Linked DNA regions of Homo sapiens: regions 1 and 3 are each linked to region 2. The links are chromatin contacts, found by Hi-C or POLR2A ChIA-PET in ENCODE. All regions are on one chromosome and are shown on one strand. Each heading gives the region's core, a stretch centred on a gene start or an enhancer-like site at or near the end of the contact. The rest is flanking DNA. Distances are from core to core; before and after follow the strand shown. Region 1 has its middle 20 kb from the start of CCL22. Region 2 overlaps LOC105371291 (a long non-coding RNA gene). Region 3 holds the start of COQ9 (coenzyme Q9).

The links. A loop is a pair of places that touch in the nucleus more often than their neighbours do. ChIA-PET counts read pairs that join two places held with the same protein, here RNA polymerase II (POLR2A). Pooled maps may share reads with other maps.
Region 1: a pooled map shows a loop between it and region 2 (7-fold over the local background). The contact joins two enhancer-like sites. A Hi-C loop is called at or near these places in 1 of 168 maps with a recorded cell type or tissue (GM12878), 9 of 37 single-sample maps with no recorded cell type and 4 of 50 pooled maps. POLR2A ChIA-PET finds 5 or more read pairs at or near these places in 3 of 52 experiments (activated T-cell, activated naive CD4-positive, alpha-beta T cell and endothelial cell of umbilical vein).
Region 3: a pooled map shows a loop between it and region 2 (4-fold over the local background). The contact joins the promoter of COQ9 here to the enhancer-like site in region 2. A Hi-C loop is called at or near these places in 5 of 50 pooled maps. POLR2A ChIA-PET finds 5 or more read pairs at or near these places in 2 of 52 experiments (GM10248 and activated CD4-positive, alpha-beta T cell).

What each region holds. Positions count from the first base shown.
Region 1 is chr16:57,336,397-57,341,026 of GRCh38, reverse strand. No RefSeq gene overlaps it. Among named protein-coding and RNA genes, the nearest start is that of CCL22, 20 kb to the left of the region's middle. Within about 2 kb of position 1,311, at least 2 of the 41 ENCODE cell types and tissues checked have a DNase peak (open chromatin) inside an H3K27ac peak, as active enhancers do.
Region 2 is chr16:57,589,699-57,594,241 of GRCh38, reverse strand. The region is part of intron 1 of LOC105371291 (a long non-coding RNA gene); the gene reads left to right. Among named protein-coding and RNA genes, the nearest start is that of ADGRG1, 37 kb to the left of the region's middle. RefSeq lists an enhancer at 1,251-1,330 and a silencer at 4,534-4,543. Within about 2 kb of position 2,986, at least 13 of the 41 ENCODE cell types and tissues checked have a DNase peak (open chromatin) inside an H3K27ac peak, as active enhancers do.
Region 3 is chr16:57,445,556-57,450,035 of GRCh38, reverse strand. It overlaps COQ9 (coenzyme Q9), which reads right to left and starts at 2,557. Exons shown (of 9, transcript NM_020312.4): 1 at 2,458-2,557. The coding sequence starts at 2,530. It overlaps CIAPIN1 (cytokine induced apoptosis inhibitor 1), which reads left to right and starts at 2,651. Exons shown (of 9, transcript NM_020313.4): 1 at 2,651-2,694. RefSeq lists an enhancer at 2,445-2,739.

The sequences.
Region 1 (4,630 bases), core at 62-2,561, 250 kb after region 2:
GAGAAGACCAGGGGGGAACCAAGAGCGTTTGGAATCTCAGGAGCCTTCAAACTGGACAATGAACAGTGTCATCTCTTTCTGTGGTCAGTGGCCACCTACCTAAGGAATGGGTCCCCCAGGACCAACCATGTGTCAGAAGGCTCCTCCTCTTGCCCTTCTTTTAGTGTGGGATCCTGGAAGTCACTGTCACAGGGATGCTGTATCTACATGGGCTTGGACTCCTCGTACGGAAAGAATTATTATTTTCTCAAGTGGTAAAATGTTAACAGTTGGTGGATCAGGATGATGGAAATACAGGAAATACAGGATTTCTTTACTCTATTTTTGCAAATTTGCTGTAAGTTTGAAATTACTAGAAGATAAAAAGTTAAAAAATAAAAAAAGAAGAAGAAGAACAAGAGCTGGGCATGGTGGCTCACACCTGTAATCCCAGCACTTTGGGAGGCCGAGGCAGGCGGATCACAAAGTCAGGAGTTTGAGACCAGCCTGGCCAATATGGTGAAACCCCATCTCTACTAAAGATACAAAAATTAGCCAGGCGTGTTGGTGGGTGCTTGCAGTCCCAGCTACTCGGGAGGCTGAGGCAGGAGAATTGCTTGAATCCGGGAGGCAGAGGTTGCAGTGAGCAGAGATTACGCCACTGCACTCCAGCCTGGGTGACAGAGCAAGACTCTGTCTCAAAAAAAAAAAAAAAAAAAAAAAAAAAAGAAGAAGAAGAAGAAGAAGAAGAACCCAGAAACCCCCTCATGACCTCTTCCATCACAACCCCTCTGCTGCCACCACCAAGGAAAGCCCATTCTGGCTCCTAATACCTAAACTAGTTATTTCTATTTGAATCATAGAAAAAGTGACTGGGTGCACTGGGTGCTCATGCCTCTAATCCCAGCACTTTGGGAAGCTGAGGTAGGAGGATTACCTGAGCCCAAGTTCGAGACCAGCCTAGGCAATGTAGTGAGGCCCCATCTCTCCAAAAAAAAAAAAAAAAATACAAAAATTAGCCAGGCATGGTGATGCAAGCCTGTGGCCCCTAGCTACTAGAGAGACTGAGGTGGGAGGATCACTTGAGCCTGGGAGGCCAAGGCTGCAATGAGCCGGGGGGGGTGACAGAGAGAAACACTGTCTCAAAAAAACAAACAAACAAAGAACAGAAAGAAACACTGAATCATACAGAAAGCATTCCTTTATGCCTGACTTCTTCTCTTTTTTTGAGACAGCGTCTCGCTCTGTCACCCAGACTGGAGTCCGGTGGCACGATCACGGTTCGCTTCAGCCTCAACCTCAGCTATCCTCCCACCTCAGCTCCCCTAGCAGCTAGGACTACAGGCATGAGCCACTGCACCTGGCCTGTGCCTGACTCCTTTCATTCAACATTATGTTTAGGAGATTCAGCCATGTCTTTGCTTGCCCTTTTACTTCATTCTCATTCCTCCACAGTATTCCATTGTAAGAATGTATCACATATAGATGGGACTTCCAGAATGACTGAGTGAGGAAGCTCTGAAACACCCACCCACCCACACAAAGCCCTCATTCTTTTCTCATTAAAGTTCAAGACTTTTCAAAGTAAACACTTCTCAATTTGTTACATACTGTGTTAGTTTTTTCTTTTTTCTTTTTTTGAGACAGAATCTCACTCTGTCACCCATTATTCTACCTACTACTTATAATTTTGATCAATCTCCAGTTTTCAAATGATTATTTTTTCTCACAGTTTTGCAGTTTTGTTATAAGTTTTTGTAGTTTGTTATAAGTTCTGCTAAGTTTTGTATTTTTAGTAGAAATGGGGTTTTTCCATGTTGGCCAGGCTAGTCTCAAACACCTGACCTCAGGTGATCCACCCGCCTCAGCCTCCTACAGTGCTGGAATTAGAGGCATGAGCCACCGTGCCCTGCCAAGAAAAATTATTTTTAAGAGAACCAATAGAAATTCTGGATTTGAAAAGTATAGTGTCTAAAATGAAAATTTCCCTGGAGGGGCTTAAAAGCAAATTTGAGCTGACAAAATAAAGAATTGGCAATCTTGAGGATAGATCAGCAGAGATTATACAAGCTGAATAATGGAGAGAAAAAAGACTGAAGAAAATGAACAGAGACTAAGAAGCCTTGGCCCATCATCAAATGCACCAACATCCAGGTAACAGGACTCTGAGAAAGAGGGAAAAAATAGAGAAATGGGCAGAAAAAATATTCAAAGAAAAAAATGGCTGAAAAATTCCAAAATTTGATGATAACATTAATCTACACATCCTAGAATCTGAATGAGCCAGAAGTAGGATAGACTCAAAGAGATCCACACATGAGCACGTTATAATTAAACTGTTGAAAAGAAGAAAATAAAAACTTGAAAGCAGAAAAGAAAATCCATCATATACACAGAAATGACAGTAAGATTAACACATGACTTTTGTCCAAAACAATGGAGAAATACACAACAAACTAGGAATAGAAGGAAACTACCTAAGCATAGTTATGTGCAGATTAAAACAAACCTGATAGTGAAAGACTGAAAGCTTGTTCTCTAAGACCAGGAATAAGTAAGGATGCCTGCTTTCACCACTTCTAATAACATAGTACTGGAATCCTAGCCAGAGCAATTAGGCAAGAAAGAGAAATAAAAGGCATCCATATTGACAATGAAGAAGTAAAATTATCTCTGTTTGAAGATGACATGATCCTATATGCAGCAAACCCTAAAAATTGCATCCATTAAAAAGCTATTAAAACTAACAAACAATTCAGTAAAGTTGCAGGACACAAAATGGTCACATAAAAGTCAATTGCAGCTGGGTGTGGTGGCTTATGCCTGTAATCCCAGCACTTTGGGATGCCAAGGCAGATGGATCACTTGAGCTCACAAGTTCAAGAACAGCCTGGGCAATATGGCGAAACCCTGTCCCTACAAAAAGTACCAGAATTCACTGAGTGTGGTGGTGCACGCTTGTGGTCCAAGCTACTTGGGAGGCTGAGGCAGGAGGATGGTTTGAGCCTGGAAGGCAGAGGTTGCAGTGAGTCGAGATCGCACCACTGCTCTCCAGCCTGGGTGACAGAGCCAGATCTTGTCAAAAAAAAAAAAAAGCAAACAACAATTGCATCTCTACACACTAACAATTAACAATCTGAAAATAAAATTAAGAAAATAATTCCATTTACAATAGCATCAAAAAGAATAAAATATGTAGGAATAAACCTAACCTAACCAACAAGATAAAAGGCTTATATGTTGAAAACTACAAATGTTTCTGAAAGAAACAAAGACACAAATAAATGGAAAGACATCCTATGTTCATGGATCAAAAGACTTAATATTGTTAAGATGTCAATAGTAACCAAAGCAATCTACAAATTTAATCCAATCCCTATCAAAATCCCAACATCATTTTTAAAAAAAATTCTAAAATTTATATGGAAACTCAAGAGAACCCAAATTGCCAAAATAATATTGAAAGAGAAAAACAAAGTTGGAAACATCACACTTTCTGACTTAAAAACATACTACAGGCTAGGCAGGGTGGCTCATGTTTATAACCCCAGCACTTTGAGAGGTCAAAGCAGGAGAAATGCTTGAGGCCAGGAGTTTGAGGCCAGCCTGGGCAACAAAGTGAGATCCCATCTCTACAAAAAATAATAATAATAAATAAAAATAAATAATAAAACATACTGCAAAGCAACAGTAATCAAAGCAGTGTGGTACCAGTATAAAGACAGACATATAAATGGATGGAACAAAATACAGAGCCCAGAAATAAACTCTTGTTCATATGGTCAAATGAGCTTTGACAGGAGTGAAAAGACTATACAATGGAGAAAGGACAGTTTCTTCAACAAATGATATGGGAGAACTGAATATCCACATACAAAAGAATAAAGTAAGATCCTTACTTTATACACCATATACAAAAATTAAATCAAAATGGATCAAAAACCTAAATGTAAAAAATAAACTATAAAACTTTTAGAAGAAAACATACAAGAAAGCTTCATGACATCAGACTTGGCAAGGATTTTCTGGATAATCATACCAAAAGCACAGATAACAAAAGTAAAAATAGATACATTAAACTACATCAAAATCTAAAACTTCTGTGCATCAAATGACACAATCAACAGAGTGAAAAGACAACCTATAGAATGAGAGACTATATTTGCAATTACATATCCAGGGTTAATATGCAAAATATATGAGGAACTCGGCCAGGTGCAGTGGCTCACGCCTGTAATCCCAGCACTTTGGGAAGCCAAGGCAGGTGGTTCACCTGAAGTCAGGAGTTAGAGACCAGCCTAGCCAACATGGTGAAACCCCATCTCTACTAAAAAATACAAAAAATTAGCCAGGTGCGGTGGTGTTCACCTGTAATACCAGCTACTTGGGAGGTTGAGGCAGGAGAATCGCTTAAATCTAGGAGGCAGAGGCAGCAGTGAGCTGAGATCGCACCACTGCACTCCAGCCTGGGTGACAGAGTGAGACTCCGTCTCAAAAAAAAAAAAAAACATATATATATACACATATATATATATATATGTATATATATATATATGTATATATGAGGAACTCCTGCAACACAATAAGAAAAAGACAAATAACCCAATTTTAAAATGAACAAAGGACTTGAATAGGTATTTCTCCTAAAAAG
Region 2 (4,543 bases), core at 1,737-4,236:
ATGGATTAATAAATCATAGTATGTTCACATATTGGAATAGTATACAGCATTGAAAAGGAACAAACTACTTCTACATACAGCAATGCAGATGAATCTTACAAACATAACATTGAGTAAAAGAAGGTGGGTTTCATTCATGTAATCTTCCAAAATAAGCAAAACTAAAACTGTATTGTTTTAAAACTAAAACTAAAGAGCTAAAACTGTATTGTTTAAAACTGTACAGGTGGTAAAACCATAAATAAAAGTGAGAGAGAGATTCCTCTAAGTGTCGGGATAACGTTTCCCTCTCCAGCACAGTGAGGTTGTGATGGAGGATTGGCGGTGGGGGTTTCTGGGGTGGTGGCAATGTTCTCTTTCTTTACCAGGGTTGTAGTTACACAGGGATTTGCTTTATCATTTTTGTTAAACTATGGGCATATCCTGTGTATTCTCCATTTTTTAATGCTTAAATGTTTACCATTTTTTAATGCTTAAAAATAAATAACTAGGCCAGGCATGGTGGTTCACACATATAATCCTTATGCTTTTGGAGGCTGCAGCAGGAGGGTCACTTGAAGCCAGGAGTTCAAGACCACCCTAGGCAATGAAGCAAGACCCCCATCTCTACAGAAAAATTTAAAAATAGCTGGGCATTGTGGTGCACACCGGTAGTTGCAGCTACTCAGGAGGTTGAGATGGGAAGATCACTTGAGCCAAGGAGTTTGAGGCTGCAGTGAGCTTTGATTGTGCCACTGCATTCCAGCCTAGGCAACAGAGTAGATCCTGTCTCTGAAAATCCACCAATCTATCAATCAAACCGAGCCACACACATCACCAATTCTCTTCCCTCCGTTGGGTTCCCCATCTTAGTTACAGACAGGCCACCCCAACTACCCAAGAGTCCAAGACATCAGCCTTGATGATGCTCCAACCTCACCCTCACCCTCACCTGACCTGCAGTGTGGGTTCTACCTCCCAGCACCTCCCAGAGCCTCGCCCCTCCCTTTATTCCTGCTGGCAGCATGACCCAGGTGTGGTGGCTCATCATCACCTGCTGCTGATGCCCAAGCACAATCTAGGACAGCTACTCCTCCCTGGATGCCACTCCAACCTGCCTCCACCCCCTGCCAGAGTGATCTTCTTGAAACACCACTTGGATCAGGAACTCCCCTGGTCAAAGAGCTTCAGTATCTCCCTACTTCCCGAGCACCATAATTGGCTCTTCCTTATTTTTCTGGTTTCTCTCCAGCTCCTCCCACCGCCACTCTGCTCACCAAGCCCACTCTCCTGCATTCTCTCTCTACCCCCACCACACCCAACCCCAAGCCTGTGCCACTTCCCCTCCCTTTTCTCCTGCCTAACCCTGTTCAACACTGTGGTCTTGGTGTAGAAGTCACCTCCCACAGGAAACCCTCCTGCCCTGCACCACCCGGGCCAGGCTGGGTGACACCTCTCTCCCCACTCTAACATCTGCTAGCGGAAGCAGCCAAGCCCACAGGCTCCAGGCACTCCAGAGAGGTCTGTGTTCTTGCAGCCTGGGTTCCTGGGTAAGGGAACAAATGCAGGGCCTGTCTGAGACCAGAGGCTCCCACTGTGCCAGGCACAGCCTGAAAGCAGGTCTGGCGTGCTTCTGAGAAGCAGGCTTCTCAGCCTTAGCAAAGCTTTCCCTGGACCAAGCCTGGAGGGTGTAGAGAACCACGTTGAGACCACGGAGTCTAACCCCAGGCCCTTCCCCCGTTTTCCTTCCAGGAGCAAGCAACCTAAGCCACCCAGATTTTTGTTTAACCCAATGGCCTTCTCCATAAAGGACGAGTTGAATTTCCTACCCATGCAGGGGATGAGAGGCCTTGGAGTCTAATGTGACATAAAAATTAATATGACATTTTTGCACCTCCGAGCTTGACCACACACATCTCATTATGTTATCACTGCCTGATACTTCTCCACTCCCCAGCAAATGGTGAGCCAAAGGTGGGGGAGTGAAGTGGCAGAAACGGGAACTGGGTCTCCTTCCTTCATAGGGTACCCTGGAGCTGAGCAAGTCCTGGCTCAACAGAAGGTCTCACTGCATGTTGGATAGACAGAGAGTAGATGGACAGGTGTTTGAACATTGGATGGATGGATGGATGGATGGATGGATGGATGGATGAATGGATGGATGAAGAGAAGAGCCCACAGACATTAGAATGGACAGATGAGTGGATGAAGGAGGAAGGAAGGATGGATGGATGGAGGGATGGATGGATAGATGGACAGATGGACACGCAGACATTAGAATGGATAGATGGACGGATGAATGGATGGAGGCTGGACGGATGGATGACGGGTGGAGGACAATGGACAGATGGATAGTCAGATGAATGGCTGGATGAAGGAACAGATGAGTGGATAGATGAGGAAATAGAAGATAAAGCGATAATGGATGGATGGGCAGACAAAAGAATGAACAGATAAATGGATGAATGGACAAAAGTATAAATGGATGGGTGAATGTTAGAACAACAGACAGCCCAACAGATGGATGGACACACTTACCAATGTTCTTCTTTAACAGGACTGGGAAAGTCAAGCCAGGGCCTCAGACCTGCTCTTGTTGGAAATGCTCCACCTCATAGATGGCAGGGATGTCATCGCCACCCACAGGCGCTAGGATGAGGGAAGAAGGCAGAAGTGGCCAGCCCTGACCCCTGGTGGTTGCTATGGGAATGATCACCCCAGAGCCTGGCTTGGCTGCGGGAAGCTGGAAAGGGTGGGACATTCCAGCACACTCTGATCTTCTGTCATCCAGGCAGGCTCCCATCAAAACGTTCTTGGACACAGTTTGCCACATCTATAGTGTGCTAGGCACCAAACCAGGAGTTTTCTTACACTCTGAGGGCCTAGTCTTGGCCAAGCCCTGCTAGAGAGAGCTGCTGGGGCCACTGTGGACAGGTGACTCATACGGCATACATTTATGCATTGCTTGTCACGCCAGGCTGCGAGCCAGCCCACTCACTCCTTTCTCATCAGCCTTTGAAGTAACACCCAGGACAACCCCCATTTGACAGGTGAGAATACAGAGCCTCAGAGAGGCCAAGAGGCTTGCATGGGGCTGTAGCAAGTGAGGGGCAGAACCCAGGCTGTCAGGGAATCTCCCCCTCACCCTGCCCACCCTTAACGACCTTGCTCCCTGCCTCCCCGCCAGACCCTGTGGGGAGGAAAATTGAGGTTGATGTTCTAAGCATGCCGGCCTCAGCATGAACACACACACAGCCCCTCCCACCTCAGATATCCCTGTCCAGTAGGGTCACTCCCAACCTCTCATGGTTCTGGTGGGGAAGCAGAGCCTGGTGTGATCTCGGCTCCAGCACTGAGTAGCTGTATGACCCTGGGCGAGCCACTTAACCTGTCTGTGCTTCAGCTCCTCATGCGTGTTCCCAGTATGATACTAAACACAGGGCTGGTGTCAACATTCAATGAGCAAAAATATTTAGAGAGCATCTGACTCACCGGGAGTGTTTCCTCTTATCATTGCTAGGGAGGAAATGGGCTTGGAGAAGAAAAAGCCTGAATATGGAAGACATAGCAGTTTCCCCCACGCTGTTTCATCATTTTTCAAAAATACGGTGGTATCATCACTCTTCTTAGAAACAGTGCCCCCTCCTTTGCCTGCAAACAAAATCCAAATTCCTGAGTCTCCCCTACCCTTCCCTACCTCCCCTCCCCAGAGGCATCCTGAATTTTGTATGTGCCCTTTACAGCTCTGTCTGTATAGTTCAGTGCAGTATAAATGTTTAGATATGTATTACTTACTTTTTCTTGGCATTAAACCATTATTAAAAAGGTATGGGCTGGGCACGGTGGCTCACGCCTGTAATCCCAGCACTTTGGGAGGCCGAAGTGGGCAGATCAACTTGAGGCCAGGAGTTTGAGACCAGCCCGGCTAACATGGTAAAAATCAGTCTCTACTAAAAATACAAAAAATTAGCCAGGTATGGTGGCACACGCCTATAACCCCAGCTACTTGGGAGGCTGAGGCAGGAGAATTGCCTGAGCCTGGAATACAGAGGTTGCAGTGAGCCAAGATTGCACCCCTGTGCTCCAGCCTGGGTGTGACAGGGCAAGACACTGTCTCCAAAAAAAAAAAAAAATGGTATTGACCAAGTGTGGTGGCTCATGCCTGTAATCTCAGCCTGGGCAACATAGTGAGACCCCCATCTCTACAAAAAAAAAAAAAAAAAAAAGCTGGGTGTGGTGGTGTGCTTGTAGTCCCAGCTACTCCAGAGGCTCAGGCGGGAGGATCACATGGCCTCCATGGTAAAATCCCATCTCTACTAAAAATACAAAAATTAGCTGAGCATGGTGGTGAGCACCTGTAGTCCCAGCTATTCGGGAAGCTGAAGCAGAAGAATTGCTTGAACCCAGGAGGTGGAGGTTGCAATGAGCCAAGGTCACACCACTGGAATCCAGCCTGGGCAATAGAGTAAGAGTCTGCCTCAAAAAAAAAAAAAAAAAGTAAAATAAATAAGTAAATTTTTTAAAGGTATGAAACTGTAGTCGCTGGAACTTTTTTTTTTTTTTT
Region 3 (4,480 bases), core at 1,308-3,807, 140 kb after region 2:
CATCCATCTTGATTTTCAGTGCATTTGTTGCAGATATCAGTATTATTCACCTCTAAACATTTTAGCATCAAAGACTTCTACGTTCACTGTTTTGTTATTCAGATGCCATTTACACACAATGAAATGCATAAATCTTAAGTGTACCATTCTATGAGTTTTGACAAATGTATACACTTGCACAACCTAAACCCAATCTAAACAGAGAACATTACTGTCACCCCAGAAAGTTCCCTTATGCCTTTTCAGTCATTCCCCATTCATACTGTTCTGAATTTTTCACTCTAGGTTAGTTTTTGCTTGTCTTAGTTTTGCCTGTCCTAAGATTTCATCTATATGTACATGTTTCAGTAAAGCTTCTTTCACTTAGGACTATATATGTGTGTGTATATATATATATTTATTTATTTTAAGTTTAAATAGAGACAGAGTCTTGCTATGTTGCCCAAGATGGTCTTGAACTCCTCGGCTCAAGCAACCCTCCCACCTCAGCTTCCCAAAGTGCTGGGATTACAGGTGTGAGCCACCACACCTGGACCACTTAGTATATTTTTGAGATTGATCCATATTTTTATGCCTATCAGTATATCTGGCAAAGATTCTCTCCTTGATCAGGCTCTAACCAGGCTCCTCTGAGCCCTCTTCTTATCTAGGCCTCAACCTTGGCCTATAAAGACTTGAACACACACTAACATAAGCATCACTCAGGGCCACATCCCTTAAGATAACCCTACCCCCCTTTAAAGTGCCTGCCTGAGAAAACTCAAGGCTGTCAAAAAAAATTTTACTGTTTGTTCAGGCTAACACTTAAGAAGGATAGGGCTTGTCTCCCTGTGGGAAAACAGAATCCTAACTTTGTTAACTGCCAGCTAGCAGACCAATCTTATTTATAATTATTCACTATCCTGACTCTACTGAGTCCCCACCTGCCTTCCTCCCTCCTCCCTCATTTTTTCTTTGAAACACCCAGTGACTTCTGCATGCTCTAAACTCAAGGTTGGGCTCCGTTCATGCTAGACTCTTTTCCCTATTGCAATAGTTATTACTGATTAAAAATGGTCCTTATCACTTTAGTGTCCAGCTTTCTCTTTGACTGATTTTTAGTTTTTATTGCAGAATAGTATTCCATAAAAAAAATACTATTCTGTTGCTAGACAACTGGACTGTTTCTGTGTTTGGCTACTATGAATAAAATTGCTATGAATATACTTGTACTAACTTTTTTGTAGACACATACCTTCATTTCTCTTGGTGGATTTGCGGGGTCATAGACATTACTTTTACTACACATCTTTAGTTTGGAATTTTGTATAAATACAACAAAAGGGGGCTAGGCGGTGGCTCATACCTGTAATCCCAACACTTTGGGAGGCTGAGGCAGGCAGATAACTTGAGGTCAGGAGTTTTGGACTAGCCTGGCCAACATGGTGAAACCCCGTCTACTAAAAATAAAAAATTAGCTGGGCATGGTGGCACAACCCCAGCTACTAGGAAGGCTGAGGCAGGAGAATCACTTGAACCCAGGAGGTAGAGGCTGCAGTGAGCCGAGATTGTACCACTGCACTCCAGCCTGGGTGACAGAGTGAGACTCTGTCTCAACAACAAAATTAAGCCAAGTAGGGTGGCACGCACTTGTAGTCCCAGCTCCTTGGGAGGCTGAGGAGCCAGACCCTGTCTCAGAAAAAAAAAAAAAAGAAAAAAAAGAAACAGAATAGTATGTGCCAAAATATCAATATTTTAATACATGTACTGAAAGATACGGCACAAATATCCGCAAAACTTTGAAAAGGAAGGAGCAGATGCAAAGTATGACTGTAGTACCACTGAGGGTCATGAGAAGATTTTAGGTGAAATACAGGTGAACGTTTCATCAGTTATGTATGTATGCTAAAGTGTTAATGCATACGTTCTAATTAAGGAAGGCGATATTAGTTTTCCATTTATGACAATGATATAAAGTTTCCTCTTTAAGAACTCCTATTTAAAAATAAAAATACTGAGTACATAGTGGCAAAGGTGGTAAGAGAGTATCACAGAATTCGTGAAGTGGTGAGGAAACGGCTGGCTTTCGGGAAACAATGGACTAGGCTCTCTGTGGCCGTGTCCACCTGTCCTTCCAGTGGACTTGGCAATGGACTTGAGAATGGGTCTGCGACTGCCAGTTCTGTAACCAACAGGCTCAGGCTGCGTGACTTTCGTACCCCGAGCCCTCTCTGAGGCTCTGCCAACTCCATGAAATGGGGGTGACAGGCCCTGCCCCGCTGCATCTGCCCCTCACAGACAGCGGAGCAGGGCCGAAGCTAGCCAGGCGGCTCGCCCGAGCCCGCGCCGATGCCCTTCACCTCACCTTGCTCGTGGGCCGCCCCAACGGCCTCTTCCCCCCACCGTCGAACCCAGCTGAAGCCGGCCTCGCGCCCCCTCCGCGCTCCCCGCCTCTCCCCGGCTTGGCAGCCCCCTCACCGGGCAGGCATCGCAGCTGCAGGAGCCTCCAGCCCGCCCGGCCAAGCGCACCAGATACCGCCGCCGCCGCCATTTTGGAAGCGGGCACGTCGCCCACGGCGACGCGACCGGTAGCTACGGGACCACGGCCCTAAGGAGGGCGGAAGTCGTCGCTCCGTGGAGCCTCCTCCTCTCGCGAGAGGCGCAAGGCGTGGAGTCGACGGCTGGAGAGAAGCCGGGAGCGAGCCCAGGCGGCAGGTGAGAGTGGTGGGGGCCAGCTGAGCGCCAGAGCTCCCTCAACTGTCCCCTCCCGGCCCACCCTCGTTCCCACATCCTCTCATTTTCTCTTCCCACCCCGTTCCTCGATGGGAACGCAGCCACGGCCGCCCCGCTGAAAGCCCCGGCTGGTTTATTCCTGAGAAGTCGGTGTGAGGGGCCAGGGCCGGCCCTAACCTCCCTGGGGTCCTGACTGGGAATTTCTGCCGTTCCCCGGCTGCCTCGTCCCTTGCGCAGCCGGCCCTACTCTGAGGCCCCGGGGACACCACGCTGAGGAGAAACGGCTCCGAGCTTGGGATCGGGGAGACCTGGTTCTGAGACCCGGTCCTACCAGTAGCCAATCGTTGTGACCTTGGGCCTCAGTCCCCGTGACGTTTTGGTCCCTGGGGGTTCCTGGCAGCAAAGCACGAAAGCCTTGGAGTCGGGGGGTACCTGAGCTCACGATTGTAATTTCGAACCTGCAACTTGTCCGAACCCCCAGCGTGTTGAGTTGATATAATTAAGTATCCAGATCGGAAGGATGCTTGTTACTAGAACAGACAGCTAGGCCTTTGTCCAGAAGGATTGATTGAGTGGGTCTGGGTGTGGTCCAGGAATCTCATTTTAACCACTCCCTCGGGTGATTTGTAGGATCTGCAAGTTCGGGAAAGGCTGGTGCCCTTCATTCTGACATTACTGAGTGCCAAGCTCTGGATGGCTCAAGGAGGTCACGGTCTAGCCACTAACAGAGCACTTCACGGGGGTGTCATCAGAGAAGGCTTAGTAGGAAGAAGTAAACGGTTTTTGGGCTAAGAGTAACTGACGACAAGAGCATGTGATTCTGTCGATTTTGTGTTTGCAGTCAGACCCCATCATTGTGTCTGTTAAAGTTGTGCTTTGCACACCCCTTGTCAAATCTAGTCTTTTCAGAATATCCGGCTCCCCCCTGCACGGGTGCGGGGAAGACCTCCTAAGCCAAAACTTACCCCAAAGGTTAAAATTTTAGATCCATATTTCTGGTTTTAGGTAAAACACTCCTCTCCATAAGGATTTGTTTCTGAGTTCTATCCATCCATCTTTGAATGAGCCTTTCCTGTGGAAACTAACATTTGGGTATCCTTTCTGAAACCCTAATTCCTGACACACGCCAAATGCCTGGAGACGTTCCTGTTTCATTGTTGATTCTCACTTTTTAAAAAAAATTCTGGGCCAGGCTCATGCCTGTAATCCCAGCACTTTGGGAGGCTGCGGCGTGTGGATCACTTGAGCTCAGGAGTTCGAGACCAGCCTGGGCAACATGGCGAAACCGCATCTCTACAAAGAATACAAAAATTAGCTGGGTGTGGTGGTGGGTGCCTGTAATCCCAGCTATTTGGGAGGCTGAGGCGGGAGAATCGCTTGAACCCCGGAGTCGGAGGTTGCAGTGAGCCAAGATTGTGCCATTGCACTCCAGCCTGGGCAACAGAGCAAGACTCTGCCAAAAAAAAAAAAAAAAAAAAAAAAAAAAAAACCTCTAAGGTCTTAGTCTAAGTGTCTAGACAGAGCGTTCTCTTGAGGGCAGGGAACAAGTGTCTTCTTGTCTGTCTCCCGTGTAGGGACAGGCACATAGTAGGTTTCTTAGGTCTCATTTGCAGGTTGTAATTGTGCCTTCCTACCATTCTGCTAAAGCTGGCAGGGAAACTGAGGCCCAGAGAGGGGCAATGGCTGACTTGGATTGCACAGCAGGCTGGTTAGGCCCACTTGGTACTGGTCACCCAGAGGCCAGGCAGTGACATGTATGTGCACAAGA